Linked DNA regions of Homo sapiens: region 1 is linked to region 2. Evidence: chromatin contacts called from ENCODE Hi-C data. All regions are on one chromosome and are shown on one strand. Each heading gives the region's core, a stretch centred on a gene start or an enhancer-like site at or near the end of the contact. The rest is flanking DNA. Distances are from core to core; before and after follow the strand shown.

Region 1 (4,493 bases), core at 1,893-4,392, 320 kb after region 2:
CCCGTAAGAAGAGAGTTGCCAGGCATCCTTTGTGGGGGCACACAGGCCACCCCTGCCCTGTGCCTCTATCTATAATTGTTGCTAGATGGGGTGGGGCTGGCATCTGGAAACCAAAAAGAGTTGATTACAGAACATGGTTAATGTCCCTTTGCTCCTCTCTGCTCTGCCGATCCCCATAATAGGCTGCTATCATAGGAGGCCTGGGGCAGCCTGCGCCAGCGGGGCCTAGCCAGGCGGTGAACTGGGACAGTAGCTAGTGGGAGAGACAGCTTGTTAACCCAGAACTAAAATAGACACCAGCTCCATTTCAAATCCCAGAGGCAGCAGAACCACAGTGGGATGCTACCCGCTTAGACTGAAGGTTTGTAACTCAAAACAGCTGTTGCCTTCTCACTCTCCTGCACTTATCCCCCTTCTCCACTCCCCACCAACACTGGCAAGGTGCCCATTGTTCCTTAATAAAAAGTGTTGGAAATCCAAACTCATATAAATCTCAACTCCATTTCCCTCCACTCCACTGTGTTTCAAATGAATGAAGTGTTGTCGTAGAACAAAAGGAAGACACAAAGCTGCCTGTAGAGATGCCAGCTCTTAGGATCAGGTGTTAGCTTCACCCTGACATGACCAATGGTCAGTCATCCCCCTTCCCCCAGGGCTCCCCAGATGAGGGAGAGAAGGCAGAGGAGGAAGCGGAGTCAGGCTATGGCGAGCTGGCGTTTGGAATCGGAGGTGAGGGACGGAGTGTTCAAGAGAGCAGGCGGCTACACAGAGGACATCCTTTGTGTGAGGATGTTGCTGGGCATTGAATGTCCATCAGAATAGAACTGAGCAACTGGCCATACCCTGCTGTGAATGAAGTCAGCTGGGAGAAGCATCCAGGTCAGCCCGGCCAGCAAGAGAATCTGGGCCACGCACGTCCTTGGAATTTTCTAGTAGCCGTTTTTTATTTCATTTCATTTCATTTTGAGGATCTCGTTCTGTCACCCAGGCTGGTGTCCAGTGACATGATTATGACTCACTGCACCTTGACCTCCCAGGCTTTTAAGTGACCCTTCCACCTCAGCCTCCCAAGTAGCTGGAACCACAGGCATGTGCCGTCACATGCAGCTAATTTTTTTGTATATTTTGCAGAGACAGAGTCTCCCTTTGTTGCCCAGGCTGGTCTTGAACTCCTGGGCTCAAGTGATCTGCCCACCTTAGCCTCCCAAAGTGCTGGGATTGTAGGCGTGAGCCACCCTGCCTGGCCCTAGTAGTCATGTTTTAAAAAGTAAAAAGAAAGAGACAAAATGAATAATGCTTCATCGAGTATACCAGTATCATCAAAATATAATGTCAACACATAATCAATAGAAAAATGGTGAGTGATGTGGTTCACATTCTTGCTTCCATGTACTGACTCTTTGAAATCTGGTGTGTGTGACGTGACCCCAGCCCGTCTTGGCTGCACCACACCAGCCACATTTCAGGTGCTTAACAGCCCACAGAGAGGTTTCAGATGAGCCACCTACGGCAGGGAGGGCTGCAGCTTTGACGCGGAGCCATGTCTTGTGTGTGAAGAAGGCCCAAGGGCGGCAGCTGGATGGTCACCCTGTTGGCACAGCCACTGCTGAGGGTGAAACTCGGCCAAAGTTATTGTGTAATCTTAGATGGCCCCCTGATGAAAGGAGTTCGGGTAATAAGTAACGTTAACATCATTTCAGTTAAAATGTACCCAGCAAATGATTGAGTTTGTACTGTGTGCCAGGCACTTGCCCAGGCTTGAAGGAAAGAGTGATGTTTGAGACAGGGTACGGGCTAGGCACAAAACAAGCTGGTTGGTTATAAAACAAAGTTCAGGGGTGAGTTCAGGGCCCAGGAGGGCACATTTCCCTCAGATTCCAGGCAGGCAGAGGGATCTGGTGGATGCAAAACTTCTCCTTGGGATTTTACATCAGAGGCTGTGGTGCTTCACTTAATTTCCTCTGGGTCAGGGCCCAACCGGGTCTGGTACTTCATTGACCCTGGTCATCTCTGAGTTCAAGGTGATGACATTAAATCTCTGTTGGGAATTGGTACATAGGGAGCCCAAGGGGGCTCTGACAGGAACCTCGGCTCCATGAGTAGTGAGGGCAGCTGAGACCACCCCCTTCCTGTATCTTAGTAGTGGGGCCACCAAAGGGAAATGCCTTCTTTTTCCTGCATTCTCCACTGTTCCAAGGAATGTTTATCTCCCTTCACCACACGCCTACCACCTACAGAGACCCCAAGACTCCTCATGTACCCGGGATTGATCCCACCCTTGTCAAATGTCATCCTAAAAACAGGGAAAAGATAAAATATTTGTCAGCATCTTCTGTTGAAGAGTCTGTGAGTCTGAGGCTTGGGCAGGCAGAAACAGATTTTAAACACTTCCGGGGGCTATGAACAGAGGTCCCTCAAGGAGGGGAAGACTGCCCCCACCCCTCACCTGACAGGTACAGAAGCCTTGGTCAGGACTACCCTGTCCCCCACCCAAGGCCCAGAGCAAGGAGTGGCCCACCCAGCTTCGGTAGCCACTACACACCCTTTGTGAAGTCCCTCAGACTCTGCCCAGTGCTTCACGCCACGCTGGTTTGGTTGAACAGTCAGAGCGGGGCATTGGGTTGCTGTGTGCAGCCTGGGCGGGTTCCTGGGTCATGGGGAGGGACGGCTGCCTGGCCAGGGCCCTGTCACAGGGCCATCACTGTTGCTCGCAGCAACTGGGAGAGATTAGTGCAGCTGTCGGATGTCAGTTCTCTGCCCCGAGATGGGCAGGGGAGGGTGGGCTGAGGAGAGAAGAATGTGTGAGTTGGTTGGGACTCTAGAGGAGAGGTTGTTTGCACTTACTCCTTCTGGCCTCTGGAGACAGAACAGGAAAAATGAAGCATGAAATCCCTTTTGAGAAGGAATGCCAGTCTCTCCATTAAAACACAATAATGAGGAAGGAATTCAGTATCTGAAGGAAATGGTCAAGCTGAGTGGCAGCTTCTCGGCAGGTATTTCGCAGGTTCTTCTGATGAGGGTTGCAGGGAGCAGGGAGTGTCAGCATTAGGAAATGCTCCCAGCTGAGCCAGCGTCCAGGCATTAAGGATGTGTGGGTCACATAAGGAGCCAGGGCATCTGCAAATAGCTGTCCTCTGAACGCACAGCCTGGCAGAGTGGAACGAAGCCAGCCGGCTCCGTCCCAGCCTGCCGCCTGGCAGCTCTGTGACCTCGGGCAAGTGCTGACTTGGTTTCCCTATCTGGAAAATAGATTTGAAGGCTGTTGTGAGGATGAAGGGAGATAATCCACAATCCTCAGAGTGTAACAAATACTAAATGAAATTTTTCTTCTGATACTATTATTTAGAATGTATTTTTTATATAAAATTTTATATAAAATTAAAATTTTTAGATATTTTAAACCTTCCAACATTTACAGTTATAGGTGTTGTGGCACTCTATGGCTATCCCATTCCAATGGAATTGAAAAGGAGTCAACTTCCAGGTGCGATTCACTTGGCAGAGAACATGAAAGCAATTTGTCCTTTACTCTTATAAACAGCTGTTTTTATCTAGTTTTCGCTTTTGTAAAGATTGGGAAATGGAGTGGCTCTTTAAATTTGGTTTGAGTCTTGCTTCCCACGTTTCTTAATCCCACTGTGTGAAAAGCAGATATTTAGAAACGTGAAGGAACTCGACACCTTTATGTAACAGAACAACACATCACTTTCTTTAGATTGTTGGGGGAACCCTAGGGTTCTAAGGAAGTGAGTTTCCTGATGTTTGAAATTTGCCAATGCAGCCTTTCAAAAATATGCTTAGCATAGTTTAAAAAAAAGAAAATTCACCCTTCTTGCTGATTGTGAGGAGGTCAGATATCTGTCCCTCAGCTGTCACAATGGTAGACTTGATGGAGTTACATGACAGAGAAGAGAGCCCAAGGAAGCACCTGAGTGGTTTCTCATCTCTGGGCCACTCTGTTAAGGCCTGTTTGTTGACTTTGGGATTTTCATCTTATTCTGGAGAGTTAAGGTCGCCAGATGAATAAAATACTACTGTTAGTGAGCACTGGGGGAGCTAATCCCAAAACTGTTTAGCCACAAGGTTAAGAAGTTAAAAAAAAAAAAGAGACTTTTGGTGTCCTTGTTTTCCATTTCTGTAAATCACATTGCTGATAAATTTGCCTTTGGGCATGCACCCTGCCCATTTTAGGTACTAGGCTCAGTTACTGGCTACAGATTGCAGATTCCCTTTTCAGGGCTGATGCTTTTAACAGTGATAGTTATTCCTGATAAGTACCTTAACTCTGCTGTGAGGTATCAAAACTGCTGGATCTATTTTTGGCTGCCTCTTTACCATTACTCCCTCTAGAGAATGTCCATACCATAACAACATATTTACATATTTATCACACTGCATTTCTATCCCAGCTCAGAATTGTGCAACTTTCTTTAAAAAAAAAAAAAAAAAAAAAAGGATATCCTGTCTTCTTCCAAGGACATTTGCTGTCAGAA
Region 2 (4,308 bases), core at 681-3,180:
GCCTTAAAGGCTTCCATGCCCTTCCATCATCACCCAGCATTACTGGAAATTCACTAGGGTTATACATTCAGAAGAATACACAGCCACTCCCCTTCATTTCTGAGCAGGGGTAGCTCCCATATCCGCCAGCCTTTTTCCTCCCCTCAGGGCCCGGTTTACGACACTTCAAGTTTTGTTCTCTGTTGTCAGGTGCTGTTGTGTAAGGTGGGAGAACAGATACTCCTGTGGGTGTGCTTGAGCTGAAACACATTTATCTAAATCTGAGCAGCAGGTGCTTTCACACACAGGAAGAGTGGTATCTGGTACCTTCCTGTAGGGCTGCGAGGGTCCTTCCCTTTCTGCCCACAGCAGCAGATCTGGGCCCACGTTGAAGACAAGCCCTCACTGCACTTGGGCAGCTATAATTTACCAGGCACGTCAAGGGTTGGGAAAGCTGTGACTAACAAGTCTAGCTTGTGCAAGACTCATCCTCTTACCTCTCTCTCACCATCACATCCCCAGCCCCACTAAAGAGTAGGATTCTGGCTGAGTCTTTGGCTAAGATGACAAATGGCAGCCCCTCTTGTTGAGACATCCTAACTCACACCGCTGGATCCGGAAGATGCACACAAACTCCACTTTTGCTAGCTTGCAGCCCCAAGGGTGTTCCAGAAAGTAGACCTTTATAACAGAACAGCTTCCTGGACTACAGGCATTGCTGTATCACTGCATCCAGGCCATAATTCTGATTGCCCCCTGTAAACCGGGAAACTCACTCCTCAGGATGCCCACCTTGCTGTTTGCCATCATGGAAATGCACTGAAGTGGCTCACCTACATTGTTACAGATAAACCACGGGCCACAGTTGCAGCACTCTTCTCAGGGTGTGGAGGGGAAATGACATCTATTCTTTGATTAATGTTGTCTCTCTCTGTCCCCAGAGTCAGTAAACAAACAAGCTGTCCTTGGAGCAAGCAAGCGCTTCCCTTTCGGCATCTCCCCCTCTCTGAGCGGCAGCCCTGCAAGTGAGGCCAATAGCCGTCCCTCAGCTGTGTACAGGACAGGCATTCTTGGACCTCAGAGTCCTGCAGTAGCATTTTGAGGACGCCAAGTTATTGATGGGGACAGGTGCTCATAATTCAGCATAACCCACCCAAGCCGTGTTTCACTTTTTCTGGAAACCTCTTGATTTAGGAATGAAAGCCCCTGGCTCCCCCTGGGCTGGGCTGGCCAGTAAACATCTCAGTCTGAGTTTGCCGAGGTGGGTTGCTAAATTTAATTGCCAGTTTCCACACCATGTGATGGTGTGTGACAGGCCAGCTCACCCTGTGAGTTAGCCAAGGGGTTTTAAATAAATGCTTTCTGACGGAAAGGATGATAAAGGTTCCTATTATTCACCAGTGAGCCTGGAGACTGAGCTGGTCCGGTTTTTACGACTGAGGCACAGCAATGTCAATCTCATGCTCTCTGTCACTACTTCCCACTGTGGCTTGACTAGGACAGCCTTAAGCGGCCTGCAGAAAGAGCTCCAGCCGGGTAGTCAGGAGACCTTTGCCAGCCCGATCCGTCCAAGGTTTCTGTGACCTTGGAAGGCAAATAGCTCTATGGGCCAGCGTCAGCCTCTGCGTCTGCAGAGAGGAGTGCTTCACAGGTCATGCTTGGGGCTTTCAGGAAGCATGTAATAGATATGCAAAGGCATTGCTGTTGGTGAAACATCCGTGGAACACCAGGCAACAAACCACTAAAAGCAGCATTTTTCTTGCTCCGATCCTTTAAAATATCGATGGAGATAAACTGATGCTGCTATTTGTGTTTTCCTTGACTATTTCCTTACGAAGCCCTGCAGTCACCGAATGCTCACTCAACCTTCCTTCAAAAGTGATTCAACGTGTGGCCTGAGAAGCGGCAGCATCAGCCTCACCTGGGCGTTGGTGAGAACGGCAGCATCTTGGCCTCTCCTGCTGAATCAGAGCGCGCTGCTTAACACGCTCCCGGGTGACTCGTACGTAGTCAGTGCTGGGAAGCGCTGGTCTACAGTCATGTTTCTCAAGCTTGAATGCACATCCGAATCCCCCGGAAGGTTTGCTAAAGCCTTGCTGGGCCCCACCCCCACGTTTCTGATTCAGCAGGTGTGGGTCGGGGTCTGCGAACTTGCATTTTTAGAAAGTTTTCTGGTGATGGTGATGCCTCTGGTCCAGGACCACACTTTGAGAACTTCTGGTCTTTCTTGAGCAGCTGTTTAGTGATACCTTCATTCCCACGTCACTAAGGGTGCATAACGTCTCTTCGTTATGTACTCTGGCTTCCTCAATCCCTGGAATTACTGTGGTATCCTCGTGATATATCTTCATTTCTTCCTCTTTAATCATCCTTGATCTCCCCCTTGATTTCAATATGTGTTTATCTCTCTTTCATTAGGAAGCTCTAGACACAGAAAACCAGACAGCTCGGTGCTGTGCAAAAATGGGAGGATTTCATGAAAATCCTACTTTTTTCTCCCATGTAGTTGTTTTAAAATTCCACTTGTTTTTTGTTTGTTTGTTTGAGATGGAGTCTCTCTCTGTCGCCCAGGCTGGAGTGCAGTGGCGCACTCTCCGCTCACTGCAACCTCCACATCCCGGGTTCAAGCAACTCCCCTGCCTCAGCTTCCTGAGTAGCTGGGATTACAAGCGCCCGCCACACGCCCAGCTAATTTTTGCATTTTTAGTAGAGATGGAGTTTTGCCATGTTGGCCAGGCTGATCTCAAACTCCTGACCTCGGGTGATCCACCCACCTTGGCCTCCGAAAATACTGGGATTCTAGGCGTGAGCCACTGCGCCCAGCCCAAATTCCACTTGTTTCTTTTTTTCAGCCAGAGTTATACACTGCTGGCCCATAAGGAACTTGTTACGATGTGACTACTACAGAATAACCAAATCGATTTGCTGCAGTACAATTTTTTTTATTTTTAAACCGCACAAGCAATATAGTGACACATTGGATTAAAGCAATCAACACTGGGCCGGGCACAGTGACTCACGCCTATAATCCCAGCACTTTGAGACACCGAGGCGGGTGGTTCGCATGAGCCCAGGAGTTTGAGACCAGCCTGGGCAACATGGAAAAACCCCATCTCTACAATAAAATACAAAAATTAGCCTGGTGTGGTGGCGTGCACCTGTGGTCTCAGCTACTCGGGAGGTTGAGGCTGGAGGATTGCTTAAACCCGTGAGGCGGAAGTTGCAGTGAACTGAATTTGCACCACTGCACTCCAGCCTAGGTGACAGAGCAAGACCCTGTCTCCAGAAAAAAAATAAACACTGAAGAATAATGAACTAAACCTTTATGCCCCACACCCCCCCCATCTCCTAGTCCACGCTCCTCCTCAGAGTTAATAAACATTGGCAGCTAGGTGTGTGTCTTCCATGCCTTTCTATATGCATATATATACCTACACATTTACATGCAGAAATATGTTTTGGATTTAAAAAAAATTACAAGTACTGTTAATAAAACTTCCTTTTATTAATAAACAATATTTTTCAGAGATGATTTCAAATCAATAAATAGACTACATTCTTTTTAAGGCTGCATGGCAGCCAGGTACAGTGGCTCAGTGCCTTGGGAGGCTGGGGCTGGAGGATTGACGCCAGGAGTTTGAGACCAGCCTGGTCAACATAGAGAGACCCTATCTTTACAAAAAATAAAAAAAATTTACCAGGTATGGTTGTGCATGCCTACAGTCCCAGCTACTCACGAGGCTAAGACGGGAGGATTGCTTGAGCCTAGGGGTTTGAGGTTGCAGTGAGCCATGACCACACCACTGCACTCCAGCATGGGCAACAGAGTGGGAACTTGTGTCTAAAAATAATAATAATAATAATAAATACATACATTTTTTAAAAATGCCTGTCACAGGAAATGTAAGGAGAAAAGAGAAAAGGCTGTATGGCTATATTTTAAGTTATGGACATACTACAATTTATTTAGCCATTCCCCTGTTGATGGCCACTTACATTATTGCCAATAGTTTACCATTACCAACAATATTAAATTAGCACTGTCACGAGATTCAGCTAAGAAGTTGGCCTCCAAAAAGTCTGTATCAATTTACATTACTGCCCCTCACAATGAACATGCTTATTTTACATGGAATCAACACAAATGCCCATCAATGACAGATTGGATAAAGAAAAGGTGATACACATACACCATGGAATACTATGCAGCCATGAAAAGAATGAGATCATGTATTTTGCGGGAACACGGATGGAGCTGGAGGCTGTTATCCTCAGCAAACTAATGCAGGATCAGAAAACCAAATACTGCATGTTCTCACTTATAAATGG

What was found. Hi-C counts contacts between places; a loop is a spot of excess contacts on that map. Pooled maps may share reads with other maps.
Region 1: a loop to region 2 is called in a map of left cardiac atrium, with 2.6 times the contacts of the local background. The contact joins two enhancer-like sites. A Hi-C loop is called at or near these places in 2 of 168 maps with a recorded cell type or tissue (left cardiac atrium and psoas muscle) and 3 of 50 pooled maps.

The regions. Positions count from the first base shown.
Region 1 is chr6:7,214,394-7,218,886 of GRCh38, forward strand. The region is part of intron 8 of RREB1 (ras responsive element binding protein 1); the gene reads left to right. Among named protein-coding and RNA genes, the nearest start is that of SSR1, 97 kb to the right of the region's middle. Within about 2 kb of position 3,143, at least 14 of the 41 ENCODE cell types and tissues checked have a DNase peak (open chromatin) inside an H3K27ac peak, as active enhancers do; they include psoas muscle, where a contact is called at or near this core.
Region 2 is chr6:6,891,946-6,896,253 of GRCh38, forward strand. The region is part of intron 2 of LINC03055 (long intergenic non-protein coding RNA 3055); the gene reads left to right. Among named protein-coding and RNA genes, the nearest start is that of LINC03055, 8.4 kb to the left of the region's middle. Within about 2 kb of position 1,931, at least 7 of the 41 ENCODE cell types and tissues checked have a DNase peak (open chromatin) inside an H3K27ac peak, as active enhancers do; they include psoas muscle, where a contact is called at or near this core.